Regions from separate parts of the Mus musculus genome. Here region 1 is linked to region 2. Evidence: chromatin loops called from intact Hi-C (ENCODE). Cell type or tissue: heart. All regions are shown on one strand. Each heading gives the region's core, and the rest is flanking DNA. Links, peaks and the distances in the headings are about the cores only.

What was found. Hi-C counts contacts between places; a loop is a spot of excess contacts. Peaks named below come from ENCODE experiments on the same cell type or tissue, not always from the same donor. Only the 100,000 strongest peaks of a DNase experiment are listed, where the experiment ranks them.
Region 1: a loop joins it to region 2, with 1.9 times the contacts of the local background. A loop is called at or near these places in 7 of 42 quality-filtered maps.

What each region holds. Positions count from the first base shown.
Region 1 is chr14:72,968,820-72,985,528 of GRCm38, reverse strand. It overlaps the pseudogene Gm9198. Among named protein-coding and RNA genes, the nearest start is that of Gm41208, 37 kb to the left of the region's middle. In heart, for the core only: no CTCF peak of the experiment used is centred there; no DNase peak of the experiment used is centred there.
Region 2 is chr14:72,871,058-72,887,766 of GRCm38, reverse strand. No RefSeq gene overlaps it. Among named protein-coding and RNA genes, the nearest start is that of Gm41207, 9.6 kb to the right of the region's middle. In heart, for the core only: no CTCF peak of the experiment used is centred there; a DNase peak (open chromatin) is centred at 10,456.

The sequences.
Region 1 (16,709 bases), core at 9,034-11,533, 98 kb before region 2:
GGAATGCCACGACCATTGAAGGAGAATTTCTCTTTGAGGAGATACAAGGGGGATTTGGTTAAAAGACATAACATGAACTTCAGAGGAAGTTCTCACCAGGCTGAGATCCAATTCTAGGTTAACTATTTCAACCTGAATCAAAGGGGAAATGCTGGCAAGGCTAACAAAGAAGTTTAAAGTGCCCTCAGGTTCCGGAGGAAGTTGGACAGTTAGGCTGGTACTTTGCAGAGAGTACAGAAATGATCAAGTAACCAGCCAGCAGAATGTGAGGTATGTGCTGCGGGCCTGTCTTCGTGGTTCTTATAATTTGGCAAAATGGCTTTTTGGATCAGTGAAGCTGTAACATTGGGAGATAGCTGGGCGATGAGAATGAAAATGTGCCCCGCCCAGTCAGATACTTTAACAAAGATTCCTCCCCCACTCCTGTCCCTTTGCATTGTGTTTAGAAGATACCACCAACATTCAGCAGGAGACCCTAGCCCTTAGTCTATACCCAATGGGACAGTAATTCATCCTCTACAGTTTTAAGTTATGCACATGATACTATGAGGTTCTGAGGGATGGGTGAGCCTAGAGCTATGACACACAGCCAACCAGACTTCCCACCATAGTCCAGGACAGCATTCCATGCATATTCTAGGTCTCCAAGGGAAGAAAGGCTCTTCACCTTTTCTTTTTTAATTAATTAATTAAATTAATTAATTAATTAATTAATTTATTTTTTCCTCACCTCTTCTACAGGAGTCTCCCCTGTAAAACAGTGCTCTTTAAAATGGGTTGATAGCCATCATCCTTCTAGGAATTGAGACAAAGTCAGTGTCCAAACAGACCATCATCTTGGTCTTGGCTTGAAGCTAGTTAGTCATGTGACTTGTGTCCCAGAATGACCTTCTGGGTCCTGGGATGTCTTATGGGCTGCTTATTCTTCATGGAGGGTCTTGACAGAGCCCCTTTCTTTCTTGGGCCTTCCTAATTTCCATTTATCTCATAGGAATAATTGGTCCCCTCTCCAGGGGATCAAACCTGTTTGCTCCACATGACTCTTAGCTCTAGGAGCTCATCTCAGTGTAGCATCAACGCACACAAAAACTTCTTGTTTTGCTTTTCTTTGTCCTCTCCTCGAGTATATAAGTCCTTCATAAAAGGAAGGCAGCCAGCAGAGATCACATCGGACCAATGGGGCCAATCCTGGGACTTCATAGATGTTTGGAAGATGAGCCGATGCTGGAATCACGAAGGAACACAGACGCAAAGAGCATCCATTATGATGGGAAGAGTCAAGAACATGCCGATGTCAGGTAGCTTGGTTAGAATTCCAGTCCTGTCCCTTGTCAGTTAAATGACTTTAGACTCTTCTAAACCTTAATTATCTCACTTGCAGAATAACAACCACAGCAACGATAGCAGCCTAGAAAGATAATTACTTTGATATTATTGCAGATACGTCAGGACTGAAATGCAGTAAATGGGATAGTGTAATTATTTAGACTAGAGTTTGGCACATTCTAAAGGCTGAGCTAATATTAACAATACTCTCACCCCCTTGGTGTCAGCCTAATTCTTTCTCTGCTGGGGTACATTTTGAAGAAAAGAACTATTACTACATTTGGAAAAATTCTACAATTCTTATTTGAGAACGATAACATGGAATTTCTTTCCAAAGCAGCCACCAGTATCTCCGAATCATGTGGAGTCATTTACAAAGATGAATAAATATTTATCGCGCTGACATTGGCATGACTCCCAGCGTCAGAGGGTCTCATTACCAGGAATGTTTATGAATGGCTTCTCCCGAGCCATGTTTTACCGGCATAAAACTCACCACTAGGTGGCAGCTGAGAGAGAGTCCCCGGAAGTGAAGGCAAACACACCCTTTTGGCAGCTGCATCCGAGGCTTTGCTGTTCATACCCAAACAACTGACTCACCCAGTGAGCAGCGTCAGCCTGGAAAATGACAGGCACTGATTTCAACGGCCAGTGAAATATAACATCCCTGGGGCCAGAGCAGAAAGACAGATCTGGAAGCCTGAGAGCAATTTCCACGGAAATAAGAGAATTAGGGCTGCTGACAAATGAAGACACAAAAGCTTATAAACTACTTAAGTCTTTATGATAAATCACGTCCCTAGATAAAGAAGACTCGTATAGTCACGATTCTCCCGTGCACAAAAGCCTACGGTGACCATGATGGGTTTCGCAATTAGTAATGGGTGGGCGGGTAGGAAGGAACAATAACCTGGTGTTAGAATTTCTAGGGAGAACTAAGCAAATAGCACTCATCACACTTTCTCTGTTCATAACACCGACTAGGGAAAGAGACTGTCAGTGCAGTGTGACTATTGATGATATGCAGAGGACAGAGGGCATAGCACCGCAGGAGAGCTGAACAACAGCGGTAACATTTCCTTAAGCACTGACTCTGCAGAACCCTGTCTGCCTTCCACGCTGTCTCTCTCACCCTGCCAACTCCACTGCCTGGCAGCGGTGATTCATATCCCCATTTGACAACCAGGGAATTGGAGGCTTTCAGAGATTAACTTGCCTAAAGCTGGAGTTCGATTCCATATCCAAGATTCAAATCTCTGCAGTCTACCAGAGCTATGGTAACAGGAAGAAATCCAAGGTGGTCAGCAGGATTTGTGCACGTGTCCCAGCCTTCTTTGCTTCATCTCCTCCTGTACGTTTTGATGCTCTAATTAAGCTGCAGTGGGGCAGCATTATGGGCTGGCCTGAAGGCTACCAGTGCCGAGGTTGCACAGAAGATGGGGGCACCAGAGGATAAATAACAGTGCCCTTTTATTATCTTGAGGGTGCCTCCTCAAAATAAGAGGGCCATTGTAATTTCTTGTACTCCAAGGATTTGTGTGTGCCCCCTTGGCCACTAGTCACCATGACACATTTGCCCTTTCAATTCAACCTAGACTTTGGCTTCTGTGCCAAACATACTGGCAGAGGTCTACACGGTCTCTTCAGACCCAGAGGATGCTGTAAGAATCACCACCAAGTACTTTTCTTCTGACACTTCACCTGTTTGTTGACCTGACATTCCCCAAAGATCCAAGCTGACCCTCCAACCCCTTATTTTGTCCCTGGCTCCTCATTTCTGCCCAGTGCTAGGTGCAAAAGGGTGCTCATGAATGAAAAGATTCTTAGATTAGATATCTTTTCATTCTGTTTGCTTTCAGGGAAGATGGAGGGGAACTCCAAGCCATGTAATTTGTATTTAAAGCAGGAGCAGGCTCTTGAAGTACTGGCTTCAGGTCACAACCCTTGGGAGCTGACCCATGAGCTCTGAGACAGGATAAAAGTCTGGGATACACTTACCGTTGCTGAAGCTGTTCAAAGAACAGTGTGGGATATTACCTTCTCAGCTTGCTCAGGGGCCTGTGGCTGCTCACCTGGAAGTCCCTGTGTATATAAAGGTGACATGAAGAGAGGACTCCCTCCCACACAGACCACCACTACCACACACACAGGTACCATTGCAGTATTTCCTCCAGTGCTAAGCAATAGCTAGAATTTCCCCTAAGAGGGTGACAGCCCACACAGGTTTGCATTGGCCACAATAAACTTCCAGGCCATTTGTTTTCCTGTGATGTCATGACTCCAGCTTGCCCTAGCTCTTCCAAACCTTCACAAACATGGATGCACTCATTTCCAAACCCACACGGATACAGTGTTATAGTGTCAACACCACGCTCAGAACAATGGCTTAGAGTCCTCTACAGGTACAAAGTCCTGCAGCAAGCTCGTCTCATTGCAACCAGCATTTGCCCTCTGCCGAGATCCCTCCCCGTGCCCTCCTCTGTCCCCCATCTCATGCTTCCTACAAAGGCAAAGCAAAATGCACATTTTCATTCCTGTGTCTCTAGAGGTCTCAAATGAATATTGTCGATAGATTTTTCTGCTTCTAGGAAGCCAGAGGGAATAAAATAGCACGGTAAACGCCAGCTCTCTGTCACCCAGCTTTATCACATGTTAACCTTTTGGTGTATTGTCCTAGATTAGAGTTGTGGTTGAGGATTCCTGTGGGGAGTGGGAGAGCTACAGTCCACCTCTCTCTCTCTCCCTCTCCCCCTCTCTCTCCCTCCCCCCTCTCTCTCCCTCCCCCCTCTCTCCCTGTCCCCCTCTCTCTCTCCCTCGCCCCCTCTCTCCCTTTCTATTTTATTGTTACTAATTGCCAGAAGTCTCTAACTCCTGTTTCAGTGTTGATTTCTGCCACCCCCAAGGCTTTAAAATATTGGCTACTTAGATATGGAATCATAAATAGATACAACATTTCACTTAACTATTCTAACATAGAAATGAATCCTCCTATCTTTATGATTAGGTAAATTTTATCCACTCAGTGATATGACTGTTGGGAATTCAGAATATTGATGTGGGCTGCAGTGGGGAACGTGCCTGCCACGAAGCCTGGGAACTTGAGTTCAGGCCCTGAGAACTCATATACAAAGCCAGCTGTTGTGTGTGCACCAATCATACCATCACAGGAGAGGCCAACACAAGACGGGCTTGCTCTACAGAACTGGCACAAAACAGCTCTTCTATTCTCTGTGGTCAGTGACATTTGGTTACTGTCTATTGTTTTCTCTGCAGTTTCCTCAAAGCTTGCATCATGACAGGATGTTGGATTTCAGCAAAGACAGCTCTCTCCATCTGTTGAGATGATCATGTGATTTCTGTCTTCAAGTTGGCTAAAATGCTGTGTAACTCCTATTGTTTTTTTTTCCAAGTGTTAAAACATATTTTTATACCTGGAATGAAGCCTTCTAATTTTCTTTTGTGTGTGCGGCAAATGGTTCCAACATGTTGAATTTTGTTTGCAAGTATTTTATTGAGGACTTTTAGCATCCACACTCCTTAGGGACAGTGGCCTATGTAGTGGTTTGAATGTGACTACTCCATACCCCAATAGCCTCAGATAATCGAGGATTTGGTTCCCAGTCAGTAGCACCGTGTTTAGGAGGTTTGTGAGGAGTGTGTCATGGGAGGTGGACATGCAAGCATTGTGCCACTTGCAACTCCCCCTCTGGGTGACTTGTGTTTAAATTTGAAACTGTGAGTCGCAAACAAGATGGCGGCGCCCAGTGGAGTCGAGGCCACGCTGGGGGTTTGCCAAGGCTGACTCTCCGTCCCGCTCTCCCTTTGGGTGCCACTCGGGGCGAGCGGGAGGACAGGGGCCGGGCAGGGACAGGGGCACTTGCGTGGTTGGACCGCGAGCCCGTGCCCAGCCTGCGCCGCCCCCACCCGGCCCCGACCCCGACCCGGCCCTTTCCGACTCCGTCCCATCCTTGCGGGTCTCCTCCCGGTCTGACCCGTGGCCAGGCTATGTTTACAGCTCCAGGCTCCTAATGCTGAGGTGCTTCCTCCAGTCCGGGCTCGCTGTCACTTTAGAGATGTTTCACCTCTTTGCTCCCGAACATTCCGCCTTCCAAGCCGGGGACACCGTTCCCTCCTGTAAAAGTTCCCTGAAGCCCACTTCTGTAGCCCTTGCTTCACCCTTGGTTAGACGTTCGCATCCCTTCCAAATTCACTCCGATCTCGCCACAATAGTGGCAACCTTGACACCGCTTTCCCTGAGGAGCCAGCCTTCCTTTTGTCCTGAACTCTGCAGCTCTATCATGGAGCCTGTCTACTTGGTGGTGAATGGGGTGGGCTTGGTGCTGGACTTGCTGAACTTGACGTTGGATCTCAACTTCCTGCTCACGTCCTCCCTCCTGGCTACCCTGGCCTGGCTTTTGGCCTTTATCTACAATCTGCCACACACGGTACTGGTACTGACCAGTCTTCTGCACTTGGGTCGAGGATTCCTGCTTTCTTTGCTGGCCTTAGTTGAAGCTGTGGTCCGATTTACCTTCGGGGGACTTCAGGCCTTGGGGACGCTCCTTTATAGCTGCTGCTCTGACTTGGAGAACTTAAAGCTACTGGGGCACCTGGCCTCCCACGGAGCTCTGAGGAGCCGGGAATTCCTGAATATGGTCCTGAACATGGTCTCCAATGGCCATGCTTTGCTGCGCCAGGCCTGTGACATCTGTGCTATTGCCATGAGCCTGGTGGCCTTATGTGATCAACAGTCTGATCAACATCTGCCTTATTGGCACCCAGAACTTCTTCTCCCTGGTGCTGGCCCTGTGGGATGCTGTAACCGGGCCTCTTTGGAGGATGACAGACATGGTGGCTGCTTTCCTCGCTCACAACTCCAGCAGTGCAGTGGCTATGGCCATTCTCCTGTGGACCCCCTGCCAGCTAGCACTGGAGCTGTTGGCCTCAGCCGGCCGCCTTCTGGCCAGCTGTGTGGTTTTCCACCTCACTGGATTGGTGTTGCCAGCTTGCGTACTGGCAGTAATTTTGATTGTGTTGCATCCAGAACAAACCCTGAGGCTGGCCACCCAAGCTCTCAGTCAGCTTCATGCCCGCACATCTTACCACCGGCTTTGGGAGGATATCGTTCGGCTGTCTCGCCTTCCACTAGGTCTGGAGGCTTGGTGCAGAGTCTGGAGCCGCAGCCCACAACTGGCCAGTTGGCCAAATCGGGGCAGAGCACCAGGAGCCCCCCAAGGTGGCCCCAGGAGGGTGTTCTCAGCCAGGATCCAGCCACAGGACACTCCTCCTGAAGCAGAAGAGGAGATCATCCGAGCTGCACCAGCTAGAGGCCGAGAGCAACTCAACAAGGACGAGCCTGCCGCTGGGCAGGACCCATGGAAGCTGTTGAAGGAGCAAGAAGAGCAGAAGAAGTGTGTTATCTGCCAGGACCAGAGCAAGACGGTGCTTCTTCTGCCCTGCGGGCACCTGTGCCTGTGCCAGGCTTGCACTGAGATTCTCATGCGCCACCCTGTTTATCACCCCAACTGCCCGCTCTGCCACCGCAGCATCCTGCAGACCCTCAATGTCTACCTCTGAGGTCCACACACCGGGACAGCATCAACACTTTGCCTCTGGGTTCTGGCCTGAGTCTTCTTTGCCCCCGAAGGCGGCGACTCTGCCAAGCCTCAAGCCATATATCCAGGACGTGTAGCTGGAATACTCTGGAAGACTCCAGTCTGGGTGGGACAGAGTAACACTTTCTCTAAACCCTGTGTGGGGCCCTGAGATGCTGAGGGTGGTGAGCATGTCACTATGCAAGGGCCTTGAGACTCTGTGGTGGGCTCTTGTGCTGCACCTGCCAGGGCCCACCCAGATGCCTGCCTCTAGGGTTGTCCTTCTCTGCTTCTGGCTCTTTTGTTGGAGTTTTTGGTCCTTTCCCCCAGGCCCCGCCATGCCACATCAGTGTTGTTTGAGGATTTTGGCAACTCATGGGCCTTAGAGTGATCTTGATTCTTTTTTCTCTTTTTTGTTTTTTCTTGGTTTGGAATGATCTTGAACCTTTATATTCAGTCAGAGCCTCTGCCCTGGTAGGTCTAGGAGTAGAAACTTGCAGATGCCCTTAGAGCCACTTCTGCCTGTCACTGTCTTTTAAAGACTCCCAACTTGACCAGGACCTGGGATCAGGAGTTTATCCCTGAGTACAGGGGTGCAGCTACACTTGGCTTTGGGACCATTCACCTTCAGGCACCCCAGCTCCATGGGGAGCCTCGGAAGGGTCAACCAGATGTCTACTCATTCCCTACATGGCATAGAACATAGCATTCCTCCTGGGATCTCTCCGGCAGTGGAGAGAGCATTCCGCACTTTTCACTTGGGTCCAAACGAGGGGCTGGGCCTCAGGGGTCATAGCTCCATTAAGTCGGTCTGACTGCCCAGTTTCTATGAATAAAGTTCTGTTGACAGCTCTAAAAAAAAACAAAAACAAACAAACAACCAAACAACCAAAACCAAAACAACAACAACAAAAAACCTGAAACTGTGAGTTCTCAGCTTCCTGCTCCTGCTGTGTGGCCATGCCTCTCCACTGTGATGGATTCTCATCTCTTTGGAACCATAAACCCAAAACAACTTCTTTTTTTCAAGTAAGTTGCTTTGGTCATGGCATTTTTCTGACAGCAACAGAACAGTAACCAACACAGCCCATTCTTTTGTGTGTCCTTGATCAGTTTTGTCTCCATGGCAATATCATGACTCAGTGTCAACTGAGTTTGATAGCATTCACTCCCTCAAATCTGTGGAATGGCTTGAGGAGAATTGGTGTTGGTTCTTTCATTGGCTTGTCTTCCTGTCTCCAGAGACTCTGTAGGCAAGCTTTCCACCAGCATCTTCTAGTTTGCAGCACTGCCTCTCCTTCAGGAAATGAGTGTTACATGAATCTGTGGTTCATGCTAGATTCGAACACATAGAACACTGCATTTCTGATTCAAAGACTCCACCTTTAGCTAGGAGAAGAGAGATTCCATAAGTCAGCTCTTAAAGTGCAGCCCTCTTACCACGCCAACACACATAATATGGCGGTATGAAGAAGAAGAGCTCCCATAGGTTCATATGTTGGAATGCTTGGTCCCAAGTTAGTGGAACAGTTTGGGAAGAATTAGAAGGTGTTGCCTTGTTGTAGCAGGTGTGGTCTTGCTAGGGGAGGTGTGTCACTAAGGGTAGGCTTTGAGTTTCAAAAGCCCATGCCAGGCCCAGTGTCTCTCTTTCTGCCTGCTGTCTGCAGCTCTCAATTACTGCTCTGGTACCATGTCTACCTGCATGCAATCTTGATGGTCATAGACCAACCCTCTAAAACCATGAGAAAGCCCATGGTTGAACTTTATTTTTAAGAGTTGGTCATGGTGTCTCTTCATAGCAATAGAACAGAAATTAACACACACACACAGGGCTCTCAGGGGTCTTCTAAAAAGTGGCCTTTGTCTCTGGCTCAATAGTGTCACATAGTCATGATTCAGAACAGGCCTTTTAAGAATGCCTTTTCGGTGCTGCTGCTGTGAATGATGGGGAAAGAGGATTTTCTTAGCACCTGTGAATTTTTGAGAATCTTGAGAATCCTGTCTGTGGGCTGATTGAATTGTACTGCAATTCTGCTCAGTGATTTATCCAATGTTAATTGTATTTAAAAAAATTTTTTTGAGTGCCCCCTATTTTCCTCCCCATCCCTCTGCTGTATGGTCCTCCTCTCTTCCTCTTCTCCCCCGTACCCTCTCTCTCCTCTCTCCTCTCTCCTCCTCTTCTCTGCTGTCTAGATATGTCTAGACACTGACAGGACAGTGTGTATTTCCTGAAGTTCTCCCTTTGTTTTAAGCCATGGCTCTCTCCCTCGGCAGCTGCACTCACTACACACTTGGACCTGAGCCCTCTGGAACCAACTCTGTCAATTTTCTAAAGTTTTGTTTCTTTCTTGACCCATAAAACCTCATTGCCTCTCTGCTGTTACTCACATCAAAGGATAGTTTCTCCTCAACTATACTGGGTTCACTCCCTGGAGACTTCAGCATTGGTGCAGGGTCTTTGTCTGCATCTTGCTTGGCTTCTGATCTCACAATCTTTAAGAAAATCCTCTGTAAGATTTTTGATCCTTGCCAACTTGATAGCATCAGATTTTTCAATTGTTGCCAAACTGGTCATGATAAAATAATATCTCCTTGCGGTTGAATTTGCTTTTTTTGATCATTGGGGAAGTTGAGAACTTCTGTTTGGTGTTTATGTGTGTATGCCTAGGCCACAATACATGTGTGGATGTCAGCAGACTTCATTCTCTCCTTTCTTCATGTGGCTTCCAGGGGTTGAAGTCAGGCAGTCAGGCTTGGTGGCAGGAATCTTTAGCCACTAAGACACTTTGCTGGCTGAGCCTGAGAAAATTTTCACACACATACAAAAATTAAAATTTCCTCCTTGTTTGATTTGCTTCTCAATATCATCTACCTGTCTCAGCATGTTATTGGTTACCAGTCTTGATAGATTTCTAAGAGTTCAAGTTATGTCCTGGATATGCCATGTTGCCAGTTGAAGGTAGCTTGAATATGATGCCTGGCTTTGCTCTTGAGCAGGGCCTTGAATTTTAAATATGCAACCATTTCATGACTCACGGTCTTTGTGAGCAAGTCATAAGAGAATATCATAAAAATAATCTTCAGAATAAATCTCCCTAAAATTGATTTGACCTATGTGGGATCTCTATTCATGCCAGTACATGGGTATAATCTAATGTTCTTATCCCTAGTGCCGTATGCTGAAAATGTATTTGATCTACCTGGGATCTGTATTCCAGCCAGTACATGGTCATAATCTAATGTCACTATCCCTAGTGCCATTTGCTGATGACTTCTTATTTCCCCAGTGATTTACAAAGACATCCTTCTCTTCCATGGAGTCGCCATCTATAGTATTCTGCTCATTCCAAAATCAAGTGGAATTGGTGAGTCATGGGCCATAGACTTTTGAAATTTTACTAAATATTGCCAAATTGCTCTCTAAAGTCTTTGTATTGATTTATTTTGTCACGACCAGTGGCAGAGTTTCTATATCTCTTCATGCCCTCCTTTCCCTCTTTTAAAAACCTTTCATAGGGTGACTCATCTATTCTTGAATTAATATCTTTACCTTCGATCAGATGCACTAGTGTTATCTGGTAAGGGAGATCTCTTCTTATCTGCTAATCAAAAGAGGAAGATAATAGACGTATATGAGAGAGAGCCAGGTCTCCTCAGCTGAACCTCCATTAACCCTCACCTCCTCCAAACCTCCGTCCCCCAACACTGGCTAAATAAATGAGGGTTGCTAAGTGCTTTTGGGGTTCTGTGGCTGCTTATTCTATTTCGTAATCAGGCCAATGAGAAACTTAAATAAATGAGCAAGTCCTTATGAAGCATTTGTTGTCAAGTAAGTGCTTGATGAACACAGGCTGTTATCACAGTTTCAGCTAACGGCAGTTAATAGGCTGACTCATTGAAGTCAGCAACCTGTGGTTCAACATGGATGCCTTCCCAGTCCCTGCACATGCCCTCCCCAAGTTGTGTGGGGTTTTTTTTTTTTTTGTTTGTTTGTTTTGTTTTGTTTTTTGACCCAGTCATCGCCCAACACTGTTGCTTTGAGCTCAGCCTCTCGTTGTCTTGTCTCCTTGCTCTAATCATACTGAGCACTGAGCTATTTATCTGCTGTTACCATAAGCCATTCCCCTCCCCTACTCCTCAGCTCTCACCTTACCTCCAACACGCACACGCACACACACACACACACACACACACACACACACACACACAATTTTCATAGAAACATAGCTAAAAGTAAGCTGGAATAAGATGGTATGTGCCTGTTATAGAAGCACTTGGGAACCTGGGTACAAGAATAGCTTGGGTTACTTGATAAGAGTCCATGTGAAATCAAATCAAAGCAGAACAAAACACTGGACATTAAATCTTTTTTTTTCCATTTTTTATTAGGTATTTAGCTCATTTACATTTCCAATGCTATACCAAAAGTCCCCCATACCCACCCACCCCCACTCCCCTGCCCACCCACTCCCCCTTTTTGGCCCTGGTGTTCCCCTGTACTGGGGCATATAAAGTTTGCAAGTCCAATGGGCCTCTCTTTCCAGTGATGGCCGACTAGGCCATCTTTTGATACATATGCAGCTAGAGTCAAGAGCTCCGGGGTACTGGTTAGTTCATAATGTTGCTCCACCTATAGGGTTGCAGATCCCTTTAGCTCCTTGGGTACTTTCTCTAGCTCCTCCATTGGGAGCCCTGTGATCCATCCAATAGCTGACTGTGAGCATCCACGTCTGTGTTTGCTAGGCCCCGGCATAGTCTCACAAGAGACAGCTACATCTGGGTCCTTTCGATAAAATCTTGCTAGTGTATTCAATGGTGTCAGCGTTTGGAAGCTGATTATGGGGTGGATCCCTGGATATGGCAGTCTCTACATGGTCCATCCTTTCATCTCAGCTCCAAACTTTGTCTCTGTAACTCCTTCCATGGGTGTTTTGTTCCCAAATCTAAGGAGGGGCATAGTGCCCACACTTCAGTCTTCATTCTTCTTGAGTTTCATGTGTTTAGCAAATTGTATCTTATATCTTGGGTATCCTAGGTTTGGGGCTAATATCCACTTATCAGTGAGTACATATTCTGTGAGTTCCTTTGTGAATGTGTTACCTCACTCAGGATGATGCCCTCCAGGTCCATCCATTTGGCTAGGAATTTCATAAATTCATTCTTTTTAATAGCTGAGTAGTACTCCATTGTGTAGATGTACCACATTTTCTGTATCCATTCCTCTGTTGAGGGGCATCTAGGTTTTTTGCAGCTTCTGGCTATTATAAATAAGGCTGCTATGAACATAGTGGAGCATGTGTCCTTCTTACCAGTTGGGGCATCTTCTGGATATATGCCCAGGAGAGGTATTGCTGGATCCTCCGGTAGTACTATGTCCAGTTTTCTGAGGAACCGCCAGACTGATTTCCAGAGTAGTTGTACAAGCCTGCACTCCCACCAACAATGGAGGAGTGTTCCTCTTTCTCCACATCCACGCCAGCATCTGCTGTCACCTGAATTTTTGATCTTAGCCATTCTGACTGGTGTGAGGTGGAATCTCAGGGTTGTTTTGATTTGCATTTCCCTGATGATTAAGGATGTTGAACATTTTTTCAGGTGCTTCTCTGCCATTCGGTATTCCTCAGGTGAGAATTCTTTGTTCAGTTCTGAGCCCCATTTTTTAAGGGGGTTATTTGATTTTCTGAGGTCCACCTTCTTGAGTTCTTTATATATGTTGGATATTAGTCCCCTATCTGATTTAGGATAGGTAAAGATCCTTTCCCAATCTGTTGGTGGTCTTTTTGTCTTATTGACGGTGTCTTTTGCCTTGCAGAAACTTTGGAGTTTCATTAGGTCCCATTTGTCAATTCTCGATCTTACAGCACAAGCCATTGCTGTTCTGTTCAGGAATTTTTCCCCTGTGCCCATATCTTCAAGGCTTTTCCCCACTTTCTCCTCTATAAGTTTCAGAGACTCTGGTTTTATGTGAAGTTCCTTGATCCACTTAGATTTGACCTTAGTACAAGGAGATAAGTATGGATCGATTCGCATTCTTCTACATGATAACAACCAGTTGTGCCAGCACCAATTGTTGAAAATGCTATCTTTCTTCCACTGGATGGTTTTAGCTCCCTTGTCGAAGATCAAGTGACCATAGGTGTGTGGGTTCATTTCTGGGTCTTCAATTCTATTCCATTGGTCTACTTGTCTGTCTCTATACCAGTACCATGCAGTTTTTAATCACAATTGCTCTGTAGTAAAGCTTTAGGTCTGGCATGGTGATTCCGCCAGAAGTTCTTTTATCCTTGAGAAGACTTTTTGCTATCCTAGGTTTTTTGTTATTCCAGACAAATTTGCAAATTGCTCCTTCCAATTTGTTGAAGAATTGAGTTGGAATTTTGATGGGGATTGCATTGAATCTGTAGATTGCTTTTGGCAAGATAGCCATTTTTACAATGTTGATCCTGCCAATCCATGAGCATGGGAGATCTTTCCATCTTCTGAGATCTTCCTTAATTTCTTTCTTCAGAGATTTGAAGTTTTTATCATACAGATCTTTCACTTCCTTAGTTAGAGTCACGCCAAGATATTTTATATTATTTGTGACTATTGAGAAGGGTGTTGTTTCCCTAATTTCTTTCTCAGCCTGTTTATTCTTTGTATAGAGAAAGGCCATTGACTTGTTTGAGTTTATTTTATATCCAGCTACTTCACCGAAGCTGTTTATCAGGTTTAGGAGTTCTCTGGTAGAATTTTTAGGGTCACTTATATATACTATCATATCATCTGCAAAAAGAGATATTTTGACTTCCTCTTTTCCAATTTGTATCCCCTTGATCTCCTTTTGTTGTCGAATTACTCTGGCTAATACTTCAAGTACTATGTTGAAAAGGTAGGGAGAAAGTGGGCAGCCTTGTCTAGTCCCTGATTTTAGTGGGATTGCTTCCAGCTTCTCTCCATTTACTTTGATGTTGGCTACTGGTTTGCTGTAGATTGCTTTTATCATGTTTAGGTATGGGCCTTGAATTCCTGATCTTTCCAACACTTTTATCATGAATGGGTGTTGGATCTTGTCAAATCCTTTTTCTGCATCTAACGAGATGATCATGTGGTTTTTGTCTATGAGTTTGTTTATATAATGGATTACATTGATGGATTTTCGTATATTAAACCATCCCTGCATCCCTGGAATAAAACCTACTTGGTCAGGATGGATGATTGCTTTAATGTGTTCTTGGATTCAGTTAGCGAGAATTTTATTGAGGATTTTTGCATCGATATTCATAAGGGAAATTGGTCTGAAGTTCTCTATCTTTGTTGGGTCTTTCTGTGGTTAAGGTATCAGAGTAATAGTGGCTTCATAAAATGAGTTGGGTAGAGTACCTTCTACTTCTATTTTGTGAAATAGTTTGTGCAGAACTGGAATTAGATCTTCTTTGAAGGTCTGATAGAACTCTGCACTAAACCCATCTGGTCCTGGGCTTTTTTTGATTGGGAGACTATTAATGACTGCTTCTATTTCTTTAGGTGATATGGGACTGTTTAGATGATCAACTTGATCCTGATTCAACTTTGGTACCTGGTATCTGTCCAGAAATTTGTCCATTTCGTCCAGGTTTTCCAGTTTTGTTGAGTATAGCCTTTTGTAGAAGGATCTGATGGTGTTTTGGATTTCTTCAGGATCTGTTGTTATGTCTCCCTTTTCATTTCTGATTTTGTTAATTAGGATTTTGTCCCTGTGCCCTTTAGTGAGTCTAGCTAAGGGTTTATCTATCTTGTTGATTTTCTCAAAGAACCAACTCCTCGTTTGGTTAATTCTTTGAATAGTTCTTCTTGTTTCCACTTGGTTGATTTCACCCCTGAGTTTGATTATTTCCTGCCGTCTACTCCTCTTGGGTGAATTTGCTTCCTTTTTTTCTAGGGCTTTTAGATGTGTTGTCAAGCTGCTAGTATGTGCTCTCTCCCGTTTCTTCTTGGAGGCACTCAGAGCTATGAGTTTCCCTCTTAGAAATGCTTTCATTGTGTCCCATAGGTTTGGGTACGTTGTGGCTTCATTTTCATTAAACTCTAAAAAGTCTTTAATTTCTTTCTTTATTCCTTCCTTGACCAAGGTATCATTGAGAAGAGTGTTATTCAGTTTCCATGTGAATGTTGGCTTTCCATTATTTATGTTGTTATTGAAGATCAGTCTTAGGCCATGGTGGTCTGATAGGATACATGGGACAATTTCAATATTTTTGTATCTATTGAGGCCTGTTTTGTGACCAATTATATGGTCAATTTTGGAGAAGGTCCCGTGAGGTGCTGAGAAGAAGGTATATCCTTTTGTTTTAGGATAAAATGTTCTGTAGATATCTGTCAGGTCCATTTGTTTCATAACTTCTGTTAGTTTCACTGTGTCCCTGTTTAGTTTCTGTTTCCACGATCTGTCCTTTGAAGAAAGTGGTGTGTTGAAGTCTCCCACTATTATTGTGTGAGGTGCAATGTATGCTTTGAGCTTTACTAAAGTGTCTCTAATGAATGTGGCTGCCCTTGCATTTGGTGCGTAGATATTCAGAATTGAGAGTTCCTCTTGGAGGATTTTACCTTTGATGAGTATGAAGTGTCCCTCCTTGTCTTTTTTGATAACTTTGGGTTGGAAGTCGATTTTATCCGATATTAAAATGGCTACTCCAGCTTGTTTCTTCAGTCCATTTGCTTGGAAAATTGTTTTCCAGCCTTTCACTCTGAGGTAGTGTCTGTCTTTTTCCCTGAGATGGGTTTCCTGTAAGCAGCAGAATGTTGGGTCCTGTTTGTGTAGCCAGTCTGTTAGTCTATGTCTTTTTATTGGGGAATTGAGTCCATTGATATTAAGAGATATTAAGGAAAAGTAATTGTTGCTTCCTTTTATTTTTGTTGTTAGAGTTGGCATTCTGTTCTTGTGGCTGTCTTCTTTTTGGTTTGTTGAATGATTACTTTCTTGGTTGTTCTAGGGCGTGATTTCCGTCCTTGTATTGCTTCTTTTCTGTTATTATCCTTTGAAGGGCTGGGTTCGTGGAAAGATATTGTGTGAATTTGTTTTTGTCGTGGAATACTTTGGTTTCTCCATCTATGGTAATTGAGAATTTGGCCGGGTATAGTAGCCTGGGCTGGCATTTGTGTTCTCTTAGTGTCTGTATGACATCTGTCCAGGCTCTTCTGGCTTTCATAGTCTCTGGTGAAAAGTCTGGTGTAATTCTGATAGGCCTTCCTTTATATGTTACTTGACCTTTCTCCCTTACTGCTTTTAATATTCTATCTTTATTTAGTGCATTTGTTGTTCTGATTATTATGTGTCAGGAGGAATTTCTTTTCTGGTCCAGTCTATTTGGAGTTCTGTAGGCTTCTTGTATGATCATGGGCATCTCTTTTTTTATGTTTGGGAAGTTTTCTTCTATTATTTTGTTGAAGATATTAGCTGGCCCTTTAAGTTGAAAATCTTCATTCTCATCAATTCCTATTATCCGTAGGTTTGGTCTTCTCATTGTGTCCTGCATTACCTGGATGTTTTGAGTTAGGATCCTTTTGCATTTTGTATTTTCTTTGACTGTTGTGTCGATGTTCTCTATGGAATCTTCTGCACCTGAGATTCTCTCTTCCATTTCTTGTATTCTGTTGCTGATGCTCGCATCTATGGTTCCAGATCTCTTTCCTAGGGTTTCTATCTCCAGCGTTGCCTCGCTTTGGGTTTTCTTTATTGTGTCTACTTCCCCTTTTAGTTCTAGTATGGTTTTGTTCATTTCCATCACCTGTTTGGATGTGTTTTCCTGTTTTTCTTTAATGATTTCTACC
Region 2 (16,709 bases), core at 8,962-11,461:
GGTGCTCGTTTTCTCAGCCTATCTCCCACGGCACTTTCTGTCACTGTTCTGAGAAGTCTCTCCACACTGGCTTCCTAAAGAGCACTCTAATCTACATGCCACAAGTCACTTACCACTTGATAATCCACCACAAATTACCACACACTGACATAGAGTTTTTCTGTTTTTTTTTTCTTCCTAAACTCGTTTTTATTTGGAACAATTTAAGATTCACAGAAAAGTTGTGAAAATGACAGAGTTCCTACATACCCCTAATCCAGTTTTGGTTTTCCCTAAGGGTATATTAGTCAAAACTAGGAAACAAAAATAGTATATTACTATTTTCTAAATTCCAAACCTAATTTGGATTTTGCTTTTTAACGAAAACATCCCTTGTTGTTTGGGGACCCCAGGCTCTGCCACACTGTGTTGCAGTCATCCCTGCTGCGTTGGGTCATCTGCCCTTCTGGCCCTGGTTTTAGAGTTGCCCCATATTGACTTTGACAGTTTCAAGAAACACCGGTCAGATGTTTCGTAGCGCAGCACTGGGTCTGGCTTAGTCTGTTGTTTTTCTTCTGATAAGATCGTGTTTCAGGATTTAGGGGGAAATACCATAGAGGTTACGTGCAGTTTTTGTTGCTCCAGCTTAGGGATACGTGACTACTATATGCTACCACCGAGGGTTGTGTGCTTCGTCATGCGCTTGGGGTGGTATTTCTCAAGTTTTTCCTTTACCGTGTCTGTTCTTTTTTTTCCACTCTGTTCTTCAGGAATGAGTCACTACATCTAGCATACACTGAGTAGCTCTCACACCTAAGTACACAGAGGACTTTTCTTAACGCTATTTGTAATCTGGAGTGAACATTCCAGAGTCTCTGTGTCTCTTCCCTGAGTTCTTTTCTAGAAGGACTGTCATATCGTTACAGGGTGTCTCATAGGCTGCTGTGACAGTGTCTCATAGACTCAGTGGCAATAGACATTTATTTCTGGGCTGGAGGTTCAAGATCAGGGGTCAGCATAATGAGGCTTCAGTGGGGGACCGTTTCCCCAGCATCAGACTGAAGTTTTCCTGTATCCTCATGTGATAGAAAAACCAAGAGCTCCATAGGGCCTCTCTCAGGGGTTACTCATCCCATTCCTGAAAGCCTCACTCTCATGACTTGGTCAACTTCCCCACAAGACTCTTGTCTCTTGATGCCATCACATTAGAGGATAAGATTTCAGTATATTAATTAGGGAAGGGCACAAATATTCAGTACATAATATTCAGATTTTATCAGTAAGATAAACACTAAATTCTTTGTTTGTTTTGCAGTCAGGTGGTGGTGGATATTCTTTTAATCTCAGCAACCAAGACACAGAGGCAGGTAATATCTGTGTTGGAGGCTAGCCTGGTCTACAGAGCCAGTTAGGGCTACACAGAGAAACCCTGTCTTAGAAAATTATTAATTAATTAATTAATTAATTTTTGCACATTACACTCTGGTCAGTCATTTTTACCTTATCACATTACCCTATCCCACAATTCCATCGTGGCTATTGGAATTGACAAACTGCATATTTATTTAATCTGTGTCTTTCAAAGTATCTCGAAAACTACATAGAACCGAAATGATACAAGGTAGACCCTTTAAAAAAGAATATTAGGGAAGAATAAATGAGACAGCTGTTTAAATAGGAGGCTTATCAATAGATTATTTTTAGCAACTCTGATGCAATGGAAACACTAAAGTTGAATTTTGAGTTCCAAGTGACTGCTTTAAATTAGGGGCACAGCTGGGCTGAAGTGAGGGCAGAGGCAACAGGAAGGCCACAGAGGGAAAGATGTGGTGGGAGCACTTCGACAGGCATCTCCCTCCTTGGTTGTGCAGGAGAAAGGGCAGGTTATTTTACAGTTAAGTTAACATTGGATGGAAGGGTGGGGCAAAAGAAGAGATCATTTGAATCCTACTAATGCCGGGCCTCTCCAGTCCTTCTGTTAACACTGTGTCTACCGAGCACAGACCAGGGCCTCTTGCTGCGGCCGGACACTAATCCCATGTGACCTTCCTCTTATGAGGGGCCTGAATCAGTATTTTTTGGAGAGTTTTGCAATATAGACTAGAACTATGAAAACTTTTTCTATAAAGGGCCAGATAATAAATATTTTTTGGTTTTGTGGGCATATGGTCCCTGTTATGTGATCTTCATCTTTTAAAATGGCTTTTGTTTAAAAGGTCATAAACATTCTTAGGTTGAGGGTTGTACAAAAATGCACCAGTGGAGACTGGCACTTTGGCTACGGACCCCTCCTAAATAAATATGTATACTGGGACCTTAAAAACCATGGGAAGTTTTGTAGAGTAGAAATCTGTCTACCATTGCTCAAGTTGATTTATCAAGCAATTATACTGGAATTGCTTTTTTTCTTTTATCCATTTAATGTCTATGTGAGGTAGTTTCAAAACCCTGATATTTTCTTTGGAATATTATGATTTTATTCATATATGGAGAATAACAAAGTTGATCTCTACTCAACCTGCACATAAAGAAACATTCGGGATGTCTTCAAATAAATAAAAGAGCACCAGAGACTGTCTCTGGATCCTGAAAGATCCCCAAGCAACATCCCGAAAACATTAAGCCTGAGACATAAATTATATGTTAAACCATATTAAAATTAAGAATTTCTGTTCAGCAAACAACATCTTGTAGAAAAAAAATCTAATAAAAAGCATAGGAGAAAAAAATTGCCATGTTCAAAGCCATAAGAAATTAATGTGGCAAGGAATGGTTTCTACTTAATAAGAAAAGAACTGAGTCTCCAATACAAAATGGATGGGTAAGATAACTAGACAGTGCCCGGGGGAGACATCAGAGCGACCAACACATATATGAAGATGCTAGAACTCATTAGCAACTGCAGAAATGAAAGCTGAAAAGAGATTAAAATGTTTACACTATTGGCAAGTAGTTTTCAAGTTGGTTAGTAGCCAGTGTTGGCAGGCATATAGGAAAACAGCTTTTCTTATGCATTGCTGTGGAATCTTTGGACCATGTAGCTTCTCTGGAGAATTACTGGCAAATCTCAGTGAAATTCAGTACGTGCAATACTCACTCTTGACTGCAAACCCTGGGAGACGTAGCCACAGATCCAAGGATAACAAGCACAGAGAAATTCATTTCAGCATTTAGTTTAATGTAGGAGGAGATGGAAGTCAACATACTTCCCATTACTGGAGAAATGGATTAAGAAAATATAGAACAAGCTCACTGTAGAACTCCTCATAATCAAAGTGGGTTGGATAGTTCTTTCAAAAATTGTATTATGTAAAAGATGGGGTGGGGGTGGGGGTGGGGGATGGTGCCCTGGGTGAAAGAAAAGCACTTGCCATGCTAGCCCGACAACCTGAGTTCAATCCCTGAAACCTAACATTAAAAACTAGATCATGGTGGAAAGAAAGAACTGCTCAGGGATGTCCTCTGACCTCTGACCTCTGACCTCTAACATGCATGCTGTGGCACCTGTGCACCCCTGCATGCTAACACAAACTCATTAATTAATTAAAAATAGTGTTACATATGCATGTAGATGACATATGATGAACTGTATGACTCCACACATGTATGTAGGTATGTATGTATGCATGTATGTATGTATGTATGTATGTACTATGCATGTATATACAGGGACAGGGGAGACACAGATATCAAACATAAAGTTGGAGTGTGAGGGATCAAAGGGTAAAATAATACATGGAATCCAGAGATTGACGCTGATGTTTTATGAACAGAATGGTACAGAGAAACCAGCTCTTGGCAGTACTTGTTACATCAGTATGTGTGTCTATTGTATTCTACTGCCCTGGAGATTCACCCTCTGTCGAAGAGGAAAAACTTAGCTGATCTGTTTGGTTTTCTCCCCCCACCTTGATCTATTTACCAGTAATAGAAAACAACCTGGCTTTAATATATCAAAGGTTTTATGGTAAATCTAATACCTTTGCATGTACTGTGTGAATACTACCACTGTCTCCAAAGTCTGTTTCATCTCACCAGTTCAGTATCATGGTGGAAGGAGAGAACAGACATTGTCCACTTTTCCAGCCCCAGCCCCCAGTCCCCAGCTCTAGCTCCCAGCCCCCAGCCCCAAGCCCCCAGCCCCAGCTCCTAGCCCTAGCCCCTGTGTGTCAGTGGCTTTTTATCATTGTGTTAGCCAAATACCTGACAGAAGCAAGATTTATTTTGCCTCACAGGATCGGAGGGTTCAGCCCCTGGTCACTTGACAGAGCATCAAAGGGGCAGGCATTCATGGCAGAGGAGTTATTAGCATTATTGCAAATAGCACATAAAAAAGCAGCCTGGGGGTATGATATAACTTTCAAATATGCACACCCAGTGAGAGCCTAGTTCTTCCAACTGGGCCTCTACTTACTGCTAAGATCATTAACACATATTATGACTCTGTCCAGGGATGAATCCCTCACTAGGTCGGAGCAGTCAGGGTCCTCTGACTCCAGAAGCCACCACAAACACACCCAGAGGGATGATTTCATAATCTCATAGGGGTTTCTCGATGCAATAAAATGAACAAAACTAACCACACACCCTGACAACTATCATTTCTGCCACTGGATCCCCCTTTCATAAGTAGAATAATACAGCATTTGTCACTGAACATAATGTCCCAAAGACTCATCCAGGTTGTAGTATAGTCAGAATTTCCTTCCTTTCGTAAGCTGAAAAATACTTCATTGTGTATATATTCTGTGCTACATTTGTTTAGCCATTAATTCAGTTTGCAGACATTTAATCAAATCTCTTTTTCATTTTGGGGAATGCATGTCCAGAAGTGGGTGGGACTGGTAGATCAAAAGCAATCCTGTGTTCCATCTCTCAAGGACTCTCTGCAGTGCTGGGTGCAGTGGATACACTTTTATTTCACTGGCAATGCCTGAGATCCAAGTTTTGCATTCTAATGTTCAATCTTCTGTTTTGATTTGCTTTTTACTTTGGATATTTTAGTAAGTATGAGATGATATCTCACTGTGGCTTGTGTGTTTGGTGTGCGTGCTTGTGTGTGTGTACACACATGCTTGTGTCTGTGCTTGTGTTTGTGTGTGTGTTTGTATGCTTGTGTTTGTGTGTGTGTTTAATGTGTGTGCTTGTGTATGTGTGTATATGTGTGTGTGTTTGTGTGTGTTTGGTGTGTGTGCTTGTGTATGTATATGTGTGTGTGTGCTTTTATGTGCACACATGTGTGTGCAGGCCAGAGATTGATGTCAATGACTTCCACTGTTGTTATCCACTTTATTTTTGAAATTCTTTTTATTTATTCATTTATTGAATGCATGTGCATGCACGTGTGTGTACATATGTGCTATGACATGCATTTTGAGGTCAGAGGGCAACTTTCAGGAGTCATTCTCTCCTTCTGTCACCTGGATTATGGGAATCAAACTCAGATGAGCAGTCTTGGTAGCACACACATTTCCCTGCTGGGCCACTTCATCAGCTCTACCTTACTTTAACACGTGATCCTCTCACAGAAACAGCCAGCCAGCAAGCTCTAGGCAGCCTCTCATCTCTTCTCACAGCTCCCAACAACCTTGAGGACAGAATTATAGACTCGAATGACCATGCACAGCTTGTGTTATATGGGTGCTGGAGATCTGACCTTGTGTGCCAAGTTCTTTCCTGACTGAGCCATCCCCCAACTCTTTCATTGTAGTTTGGATTTGCATTTCTCTATTGAATAGTGACGTTGACAATCTTTCATATGTTTATTGGTCAAGAAAAGACACATCAAAGTGATAGAAGAAGTTAGGAAATTAATTTAATCTCTATATTTGAATATTTTATTTCATGAAGTCATAAGCAGTGATCTAATGACTAGTGGTCTTTAAAAAATAGAGTAAAAATGAAAAGAAAAACAGATAAAAAGAACTCTTAAAACTATTAGTGATGTCTAGAATTGTCAGCAAGCTCGTTGCATAGATACTTTTTCTGATCAGTAAATGGTTTCCTATTCTTTGAAAAAAGGCAGAACTCTAATAACCACACCAAAATCTTTAGGGAGTGACTACGGTAGACGTTCTGTTCCTCTTATGAGTGTTAAGGTCTTGGTCAGGGTCAGGGTTAGGATCAACATTAGAACCACTGAAGGCTCCAGGCTCTTTTCACCTGGACCTTCTGCCGACATTAGGAAAGCCTTGGCATCTACTACCAAATCCTTTGCTATAAACCCAAACCTATACCCTTTATTGTCTGGTCACTTTCTCTTAAATACCACTACGGTAGATGCAAAAGGGCTACAGAATTTATCAAAAGAAGAAAAGAACATGGCTTTTAGTGGATTTTTTCCCTAGTATTTGCCAAAGATATGATAGAAGATTAGAGGAGAGGAAAAATTTAGGTTTGGGGAGATTAAAAGAAAAAAAAGGGGGGGGGCAACTATTTCTTTTATGGTCAAGACTTCAAATTATTTACTGGTTATATTTCTTAAAATTTAAAGTAAAAAAAAAAATCTAGTTTTTTCCAAAGGGTACATTAAACTAAATACCCAGAGTGATACTTTTTATCAATGATGGGACTCTTGAAACTATTCATGTCCCCTATGTAAACAAACACCATCTGAAAAATCAGTTCGTTCTGAGAAATACTATATTTGCAAGTGTCTTGAGTGGGTGGAAATAGTGTAGATGGATTTTCCCAGATGGTAAGGCAGAGCTGAAGCAAGCCCACCTAAGAGTTTCGCACTACTTCTGCATTGGTATGTTTTCTTTCAGTTCCAAGAAGGAGCCCAGCTATATTCTGCCTACCCCAGGATGTTATAGTGTCAGGGTAAATATTCTACTGAAACACAATCAAGGTGGTGGGTGGATTGCATGTGTGTGTGTGTTGGGGGGGGTAGTAAGCTTAGGAGAAACTCAGAAACACACACACAAAGCAACTGCAAACAGGTGATAAGTCATCCAGAGTTACACCTTATCATTGAGATGGGCGACCTGGGAAACGTGAGCAGGCAATGCTGCCTGAGACTGATCAGTCAGCCATCCTAATGCTCGGGTTATAGGACCCTTGCAGCTCCAGCCTGCCTAGTCTGATCCCGATTTGTTTCCCCACCCGCTTTCAACATTAGAGGAGAACCCATTGCTTCTGCCCTGCAATTGTGTGGAAACTTATTCTGCTCAAAGGATGCTGGGGTACACAGACTCCAGCCTTTTTTATCAAGGAACACAAAATAAGGTGTAAATCCATCATGCCAAAGGTAATTAACAAAGATGCATTTAATTAAAGACAAAAGGACTTACTTGATGATCAAAATTAAATTAATTGAATACATAAAAACATGTAAAACATTGTTTGCTTAAGGCTTGTGGTTCAATTAGAAAATTTTTAGATTGTTTATACGTCTAGGAAATTCCATAAAGACAAGGGACTTTGGCATTTTACCTATTCATGTTGAACACTCTAAGCATCTACATAAACCCTTCAGAGGCCAAATAGGCAGACCGCAACCAGAAGAAATAATACCTCTCCTCCACTATCTAAAGACTTCTGTAAATATAATGAATTAAACATTTTAAGTTATCTGAAAAGGAATCACACTGATTATAATCTAAGTACACTTTCCTCATCTCCATTTTAAATAAGCCCAAACCCAAACATATTTCTTAAATAAAATACATCAGACTAACTTTTGAACTTCTCATGTAAGAAATTCCTTTTGGTATAAGTACTTTTACTCTTACGTGTCTATTACAAGTTCGTGCATTTAACACAAATTGTAATATTAGGCTTTAAGGACTTTGTAATCTCTATATTCAAGTTTTTAACTATTTCATATTTTAGGCAGGTTGAGATTTCTGAATTCCTAATGGCCACAACAGGATCATTGTCCCAGGAAGCTTGGGACTGCTTATTATTTAGAGAGCTTGAGCCAGGATGCAGGTCTGGGGGATGTGTCATTCCCAAAGGAATTCTTTCTGTATCATGATGGGACACATGGAAGCTTTTCCTGATAGCAGCTATGACAGTGAAGAAGCCAAAGCCCACGCCCGTCAGATGGGTGTTCCAGATTTACTGTTATACAGAATTCTTTCATCTGACCACCTGAAATTTTTGACCTATTTATTGTCCAAGCTAAACTAATTTTTTAAAAATCTATTTTATTATCTGTTTGGATTTTAGACTTGTTTCTTATTGTTTGCATTAGGTAGACCCCGCCATTTCTTGAAGTTTGGATGGAATTCAGTAAAATTCTTCACATCTTGCATCTTTTCAGATGAAGTGGTTAAAACTCTGTAGCTGACAAAGAGTCCTGCAGCATGCAGCAAATAGGAGCATCTTTGCCTGAATTCTCATGCTGAGCTTGGGCTGAGAATCCAGTCAAACTCAGATCCAAGGTCATGTGTGTTCTATATACCTACCTCTTAGAATGAGAATCAAGGACCCTCTTGATCTGTCAGTGCTCATGTAAAGTGTAGCATCCCATTTTACAAATTGGATCTCAGAATACACTGTAAATTAGTTGCTTACTTCCAGTTCCAACAATCCCGTGCAATGGTCTCCACCCCAAGGGTTGGTATGCTGAATAATTAACACTCCAAAGATCCTCGTGTCCTACTATGGGAATCCTGAGAATATGCTACCCTACATGGCAAAGAATGCTTTGTAGTTGTGATAACATGCATTATCTTGAAATGGAGATAACATAAGTCATCCTGATGGGATCAATGTAATTATGACGAGTTCTTATATCAGGAGGCAGAAGGTTGTAACTGAAGGAGATACAGCAATAGATGCCTGAGACTGGAATGGTTAGAGGAAGGGGGTTACAGCCAAACAGTGCAGGTGGCCTCTAGAGGCTGAAGGTTTCAAAATAAACAGCAGCTTTCTTCTGAAGCTGTAGAAGGAGCCAGCCTGGGTGACCCTGACTTTAGGTTAGTGAAATGGATTTTAGACTTCTAAAACCTCCAGAACTGTAATGGAAATCTGTGCTGTGTTAAAGTTGCATTTGTTACAGCAGCAACAGGAGATTCATATGATTAGTGTCTTCCAGACAGCTGTGCTTTAACTTAGGCCATGCAATCAATCCCTTCTCAGATCTTGTCTTTAAATACCACAGTGCTCTTCCAGGTGAGGTGAATGCTTTCTCCACCCTATGTGGTCATGGTTTATTCTCTGTCTCCTAATGAATTCCCTTGTGAGCTACATTTTCCATATTCTGAGTGCCTGGTTTCCAGCTAAGTCTGATTATGAAAGTGTGGAATAAGGGTCCCCTTCCCATCCCTTCCCCTTCCTTCCCCTCCCTTCGGCTCCTCTCCTTTTCCTTCTCCTCTTTCTCTCCCTCTCCCCTTCCCTTCTGTCCTCCCTCTCTCCTTCCATAGAGGCACATGGCACTCTCAGCATGTCTTCTACAAGTCTGGCTCCCCAAAGTCACCATGGTCTTAGGTCCTGGCTGTCCCAGGGCAGAAACTCCATCTGAAAGATCCTGGCAGAATGTAAAAGTACACAGAAGCCCTGAAATTGGCAAGATAGACGTCAGTGTTAGCAGAACTAGCTTCACTGATTTAGAAAAATAGAGGTGCACAATGCTCTGGCCACTCCTTGAACCTGTGTGTCTGCCAATGTTCTGACCAGGTGTGTGCCCATTGCTGCACCTTCATTAGACTCTTTCCTTGTACCCCTCCCATACCCATTTCTTGAGAATAGACATTGTTTAGATCTGGAAATCCCCTAATCTCCCCCTTCTACTTTCCCCCCTGAGGGCCTATAAAAACTGGGAACTCTTTCCCCTCAAGGTCGACTCCTCTACCCCTGTGTGGGTTATGAGTCGTCCCCAGAGCTCTGGCTTTCCCCGAATAAAGCCTCATGTGGTTTGCAACAAGCTCGGTCTGTCGTGAGTTCTTGGGTGTCCGCTATTGTCCTGAGGCCTGAGCGAGGGGCTCCTCTCGGAGTCTTTCACGTCCTTAGTCACCACCTTCTCCCCTGCCCTTCAGCCAGGGAATTTGTTCATCTCTGTGCTGTTTTGTTTCCCTTGCTTTTTTTTTTTTTTAAACAAAACAAAACAAATCTAGCTCCTTTTCCATATTGTATCTCAACCATTAAACACCTCTAAGACATTTCTGTATTGTTGACACAACTATGTTGGTCTTCTCTGTTCCTGTGGCTGTTTCTGGTCTAACTTTGAGGTCTACACTGGAGTCTGAGAAGCTCCACGCACCTCAGTTCTCTCTGCACCTTGGAATCCTCCTAACCCAGACTTTTCCAAGCCATGTCTCTCCTGAGCATAACCTTTGAGTGCTCTTTATTTTCATACCATTTCAATAGGCTTTTTCATGTGAATTTACCATTTGTCTATTAGTCATTTGGGTTGTCTTCAGCCAAAGGAATTTGTTGGAAAGACATAAGGGCTCAGAGAATCCCCCAGGAGGCTGGAGAAATAAGCACTGAACCAGTAAGATCAACAGAAGCCAAGGCACCAGGAGGCTCAGGGCAATAAAATCAAGCCACAGCTGTGAAGTAGAATGGGCTGAGCAGCCACAGCTCCTGCCTTGTGGATGAAGGGCTTTCTCATCTTTGTTGACCATTTACTTGAGACTCAGCTTCAAGAGACTAAGACTGGGGATGCAGATGAGAGGTACAACCCTTGCCTAGCATGTGTGTGTCCCTAGCACCAGTCGTCAGCCATGTAAGCTAAACAAACAAATAAGAAAGCAAACTTCTAAGACAGTTCAATTAGTTGAGCCAACATGTGCTCATCTCTCAGGGAGACAGAGGACATGAAGAGCTTCTTTGGTTTGCTTAAAAGAAGTGGTGTGTTTCTTTAGCCATCAGGGTGGTACATGGAGAGGAAGAAAGTACTCTTAAATGAAATCAGAGAGGAAGCAAATGATGGAAAGCAGATTGATGTTGGGTTTCCAAAAGCAACAAATGACTGCCACACCCTGCCCACTGTTGTGTGTTTAAGTATTCAAGACTAATGCTTCTGAAATCACCATTCTCAAAACCTTACATCTTTGGCATCTTTCACCAATGCCTCCTACTTTGGTCTACCTTTAAATTCGTCTCTTATGAAAAGATGTTAATCTTGGTCTGAATTAACAATGGCTCATCAGCGCTTTGACTGAATATATTGTCATCTTTTTAGGCGAGCTCAGATGAGATTATTTTTCCATGGTTCTGGAGTTTGGGACATTATGTTTCGTGTAGAACATCTTGGATCAATTCATCCCTCCTTAGAATTAGGAACAAAACACCCATGGAAGGAGTTACAGAGACAAAGTTTGGAGCTGAGACGAAAGGATGGACCATCTAGAGACTGCCCCACCCGGGGGTCCATCCCATAATCAGCCACCAAATGCAGACACTATTGCATATGCCAGCAAGATTTTGCTGAAAGGAACCCTGATATAGGTGTCTCTTGTGAGGCTATGCCAGTGCCTGGCAAACACAGAAGTGGATGCTCACAGTCAGCTATTGGATGGAACACAGGTACCCCAATGGAGGAGCTAGAGAAAGTACCCAAGGAGCTAAAGGGATCTGCAATCCTATAGGTGGAACAACATTATGAACTAACCAGTACCCCCAGAGCTCGTGTCTCTAGCTGCATATGTAGCAGAAGATGGCCTAGTCAGCCATCATTGGAAAGAGAGGCCCCTTGGTCTTGCAAACTTTATATGCCCCAGTACAGGGGAAACACCAGGGCCAAGAAGTGGGAGTGGGTGAGTAGGGGAGTGGGGGGAGGGTATAGGGGACTTTCAGGATAGCATTTGAAATGTAAATGAAGTAAATACCTAATAGAAAATTGGAAAGAAAAAAAAAGAAGCTGAATTTGTTTTCTTAAGCTTCTGGTTTTCTCATGGACAACACAGCATCTTCTTCACACAGTGTTCAAGATGCAGGTTACTCTTCCAGTGAGACAGGCTAGCAGGGCATTGAACCGTCTTCACGTATTTGTAAGATGGATATTCACTTCACTTCTTCCTTGCTTCCCATTGGGGGATTGTCAAGTACTGTCTTTCCTCCCTAGTTCCTCTGTGCCATCCATACATCCTTTCTGAGAGCCCCCTCTGTGGTTTTTCTATTTCGAGATGTGGCTAATGAAGCCATGTTGCTACAGATGTCACCCATCAGTGACTTGGTGCTACGATAGTCTGTTGCTTTAAGTCCTATATAGCCCTTTTCTGTCCCACAGCAATTGAAAAAGGAAAAAGAAGCCGGGCGTGGTGGCACACGCCTTTAATCCCAGCACTCGGGAGGCAGAGGCAGGCAGATTTCTGAGTTCGAGGTCAGCCTGGTCTACAAAGTGAGTTTCAGGACAGCCAAGACTATACAGAGAAACCCTGTCTTGAAAAAAACAAAAACAAAAAACAACAAACACAAACAAACAAACAACAACAACAACAAAAAAGAAAAAGAAAAAGGAAAGAGAGTCCATATAGTTGAGGGGTGACAAGAGTGGTATTTCTCTAATCCATATTCAATCTTCAGAATGGCTTCTTTTTTTTATTGTTGTAGCCCTACAAACACTGACCTGGGTCTGGAAGGTGGCTTGTCTCCTTTCTTTCTGAAATCAGAAATTTAGAATAGTTCACACTGTGATGCATTGTGCAAAGTTAACCATGGGCTACCTGTGGTGAGTCACTGTGGCATATTACACTTGTCCAGAGCAGAGAAATCCCTAATGAAAATGTTCCAAGTCACTGATGAGGGGGGCAGGCTCTCAGTAACTTTCCTCCCATCATTCTGAGCTATATTGCTAATGTGTACTCTGTTATTTTTGGAAGTAATTCCTTGCTTGCTCGTTGGTCTCTGGTTACTCATCTAACTCTACCATGGCTCACAAGATGAAGATTGGTCTCTTTGTTGAGCCTTATTTGTCTTTCTTAAAACCATGGCACAGATTTCATATATCACACACTCCGGGACTATTAAAAATAAGGAACAATTCTCTCTGCCTCATAAAGTTCAATAACTTCATGTTGACAAACTGCTAATCCCAATCCAAGAAGAGAAGAAAAACCAATTATACAGTGACTCCTCTCTATAACAAATACAAAGTCACTCATTTTTTAAATTTACTGAGTGGCTACCATGCCAGACATCAGGCTAGACACTGGGGAAGCAACAGTATACAAGCAAGTTCTTGTTACTGCAGAATAACATACAATTATCAAGAAATTCTCTAAACATGCAAATTGCAATGGTGACCAATATGCAAAACTCTGTAAAATCCTCTACTGATGAGAATTGAGTAGTTGACAGGTCCGGAAAGTTCCTGGAAAAAAAAAATGGTCCCGAGGCTGAGCTCAGAAAGATGGAGAGGAAGTCATTTATCTTTATGTCTGATAAGAAGATATCAAGCGGAGTAGCAGGTCACTGGTGGAGACTGCAGTTTGTAGCTGGGCTGGTGGTTATATTTCCTCTCTGCTACTGCAGAGTACTTTCCAGTATCCCAAACACTCGTCTGTACTGATGAAGGCTCTAGTTAGGTACCAGCTCAGCTTCACATTCAGTGAGGTACATAACTATTGTCTTCACCTATAGGGCCTTACTGTTGTGGAGAGCAACCAATCACCTTGACAATAGCTTGAAATGTTTTGGAGACTCTCATGGTGCCCCCTTTACCAATACTCAACTACTGTAACCCATTACTGTCACTGAAGGATTCCATTGGTGGCAAAACATATCTCATTGCGGATTTGTCTCCATTGTTATTCTGTGACTCCGTGTATATTTCTGTCACGTATTATGGATTTTAGGAAGCTTTTGCAGTTGTAGACTGTGACTCCTTAAATGACCCTTGGTGTTTGTCGTCCCTTCCTATAGTCCTTCTTATCTCTCCCATCCCCCTCCACATTTAATCCTCCCAGTTTAGTCTCCCCACCTCCATCTCTCCATAACTAGATATTCTATTTCACTTTACTCTGGAGATCCTCTACTTCCTTCCTAGGGCCTTACTTTATACCTAACTCTGTGGGTCTACAAATTGTAGTAAGCCTATTAGAGGCTTAAATGCTAACAAATTAGAAGGTTTCTTAAGTCCTAGAATAGGGCTAGGTTTCAGTACTGAGAATTCAAAACCTGTGGGCACTAAACAGTTCCCCTTACAAGGTTTTGAGAGCATCAAAAGACGTGAAAGACCTGAGTATAATGGTTCATGCCTGTAATTCCAGTTCTTGGAAAGCTAAAGTAGGAGGAGGCTATGTTACGTTTCAGGATGGTCTGGTTGAAGAGCAAGATGCTGCTCGAAAGAGTGCAGTAAGGAGTTCAGGTAAATGGAAGATTCAAAGCTGCTCTGAGTGACCAAAACCAACCAAACATAAACAAAACATAATAGAGAGAGAGAGAGAGAGAGAGAGAGAGAGGGGGGGGGGGAGAGAGACCACTAGAAGGTGACATAGGAAGACCATCTCCAGGGATAGACTCTGATAGTACAGAAAATAGTCCCAAGAACTGAAGGATGGGATTGCATGAAGCTAGAAAGCTTCTGCTCAGAAAAGGAAGCAATTGCCAGTATAAGGAGAGAGCTACATCATGGAGGAAAAACATCTTTGCCAACTCTGTGTCAGCTTAGTGATTAATATCTAGACTACAGAAAGAATTGAAAATAATGAACATACAAAATTACCTAATAAACGGGCATGTGAGCTGAATTGACAACTCTAGAAAATTAAATACGAATATAAATAATTGACAAAGCATGTGACTACTTTCAGGTTTTGTGTTGCTCCATTCATAATGGCCAGCGGTGAGGAAAAAAAAAATGACAGCAAATCCTGTGAGGATGGAGAAAACTGAACACAGTGCTTATGGGAATGTAAACAATGTAAAGCCAGCGCAGAAGGCAGCATGTAAGTTCCTTTGAGTCACTAAAGACAGCACTTCTGTGTGACTTGTGCCACTCCTGGGTAGATAGCTACGCCTTTAGCTGAGATAGTCACAGCTGCCAGAAAGTGGAACTCACCTCAAGGAACAGAAAAGGTAAATGTGGTACACAGTAGATTTTTATTCAGCCATAAATGAAATCATGGGATTTTTCTGAAAAATTGATGAAACCTGAGGTCATTAGGTCTACATGAAATATTTCAGCGACAGAAAGACAAATAGTATCCTTTTTTATTTTGATATGCTGAGTCTAGAGTTAAATGTGTGTGTGTGTGTGTGTGTGTGTGTGTGTGTGTGTGTGTGTGTGTGTGCGACTTGAAAGTAGAATATGGCTAGGGACTGTGAGAGAGGAAGAAGATGAAGAAGAAAGGTTAGGGGTGTGGGGTAAGAGTAATATAATGCATTTGAAGCACAAAGGTGACCATTTGGAGGGAGAAAGACCAGCAAGGGGAAGACAATGAGGATTCAGAGAGCAATGGGGACCATGGGGTGAATAAGGAGAAAGTATAACACACAGGCACGAAAATGCCATAATGAAATATATCACTTTCTATGCCAACTTCAAAATTAATTTAAAAACAGAATTATCATAATTATTTTCACACTTCCACTAATTCTCTAAATTCTCTTTAATGGCGCATATCAATGCAGAGTTCTGACTTACTTGAACTCTCTAGATCTGTCACCAATTATGAAATGGTTGCCAGGATGCAGATCTTTGTTTCTTTGAGGGGCTGTCAACACAGAATTCTTACTGTGGCCCAAGCAATTCGAGGGATCACTCATCCCATAAACAACATTTTAGACAGAACACACAGTCCTTTTGTGCTGAGGATGTTGATTGGTTAGACCTGAACAGAACACACAGTCCTTTTGTGCTGAGGATGTTGATTGGGTAGACCTGAGAGACAGGTGGATGAAATGAAGGTGTCCTGGAGCTCCTGAGGCTGCTGATGAAGAATGGTCGTTAATAGTTTATTTGAGTACGGAAAAGAATGGACTGAGCACTTCATTGTGTGGATGCTGACAAATATGAAGTGACATTTCAAATTTGATCCATCTTACCCATCCATGTGCATGAGGTAGCTGCAGTGTAATGTACTTTAAAGTGCTTAGTTTTGGAAAAATAAAAATGAGCGCAAGTGAACCAAAGACATCATGGATGGCTTGAAGTCTCCAGGTGCCCTTTCTTTGCCCAAGAGTCTTGGGTTTCAACAGTGGTCAGTGTTTGCAGAGTGACCACTTATTTATGTATGAAAATCCCCTGATCCACAAGGTTTCCAGTATTTATTTTCACATCACATCAAAGGTCAACAATTTCTCTACTCACAGGTCCACATTGCTCAGGCCTCAAGGTGGTCCTGATACCACCTAGCTGCATAATGAGGATTCTGGCACTGTTTTAGCATAAGAATAATATCTGAAGTGTTTTATTTCTTTATATAAGCATCAAAGGATGAACATAAGCTAAAATGAGGTTTCATATGTCACGGTACTCCAGAGTATCCAGGGAGGTTGGGGGAAGTAGCCAAGAGAATAGAGGACAGAATTCCAACTTCATGAGTGTGGGTCAGAGAGCATGTGGATTAGCAGCAACGCGGGCAAGAGACTTTAGGAGTCTAGATTGCTTATAGTCAGTATGCTATAGCCATGTAAAAAATTCAATCTTAGGTTCCATTTATGAAGTATGATAGTATCCACAGAGTAGAGGTAAGTGTTCTTCTGCTCTGGAGCAATACCATACAATCCAGCCATTGTACCTATTTCTGAGGAACACCCTAGCAGAACCTAGCTTAGGTAAGGTAAGTCTAAGTTGCGGATGCTCAGAGATCCATTGACAGCCATGTACTGCTGCA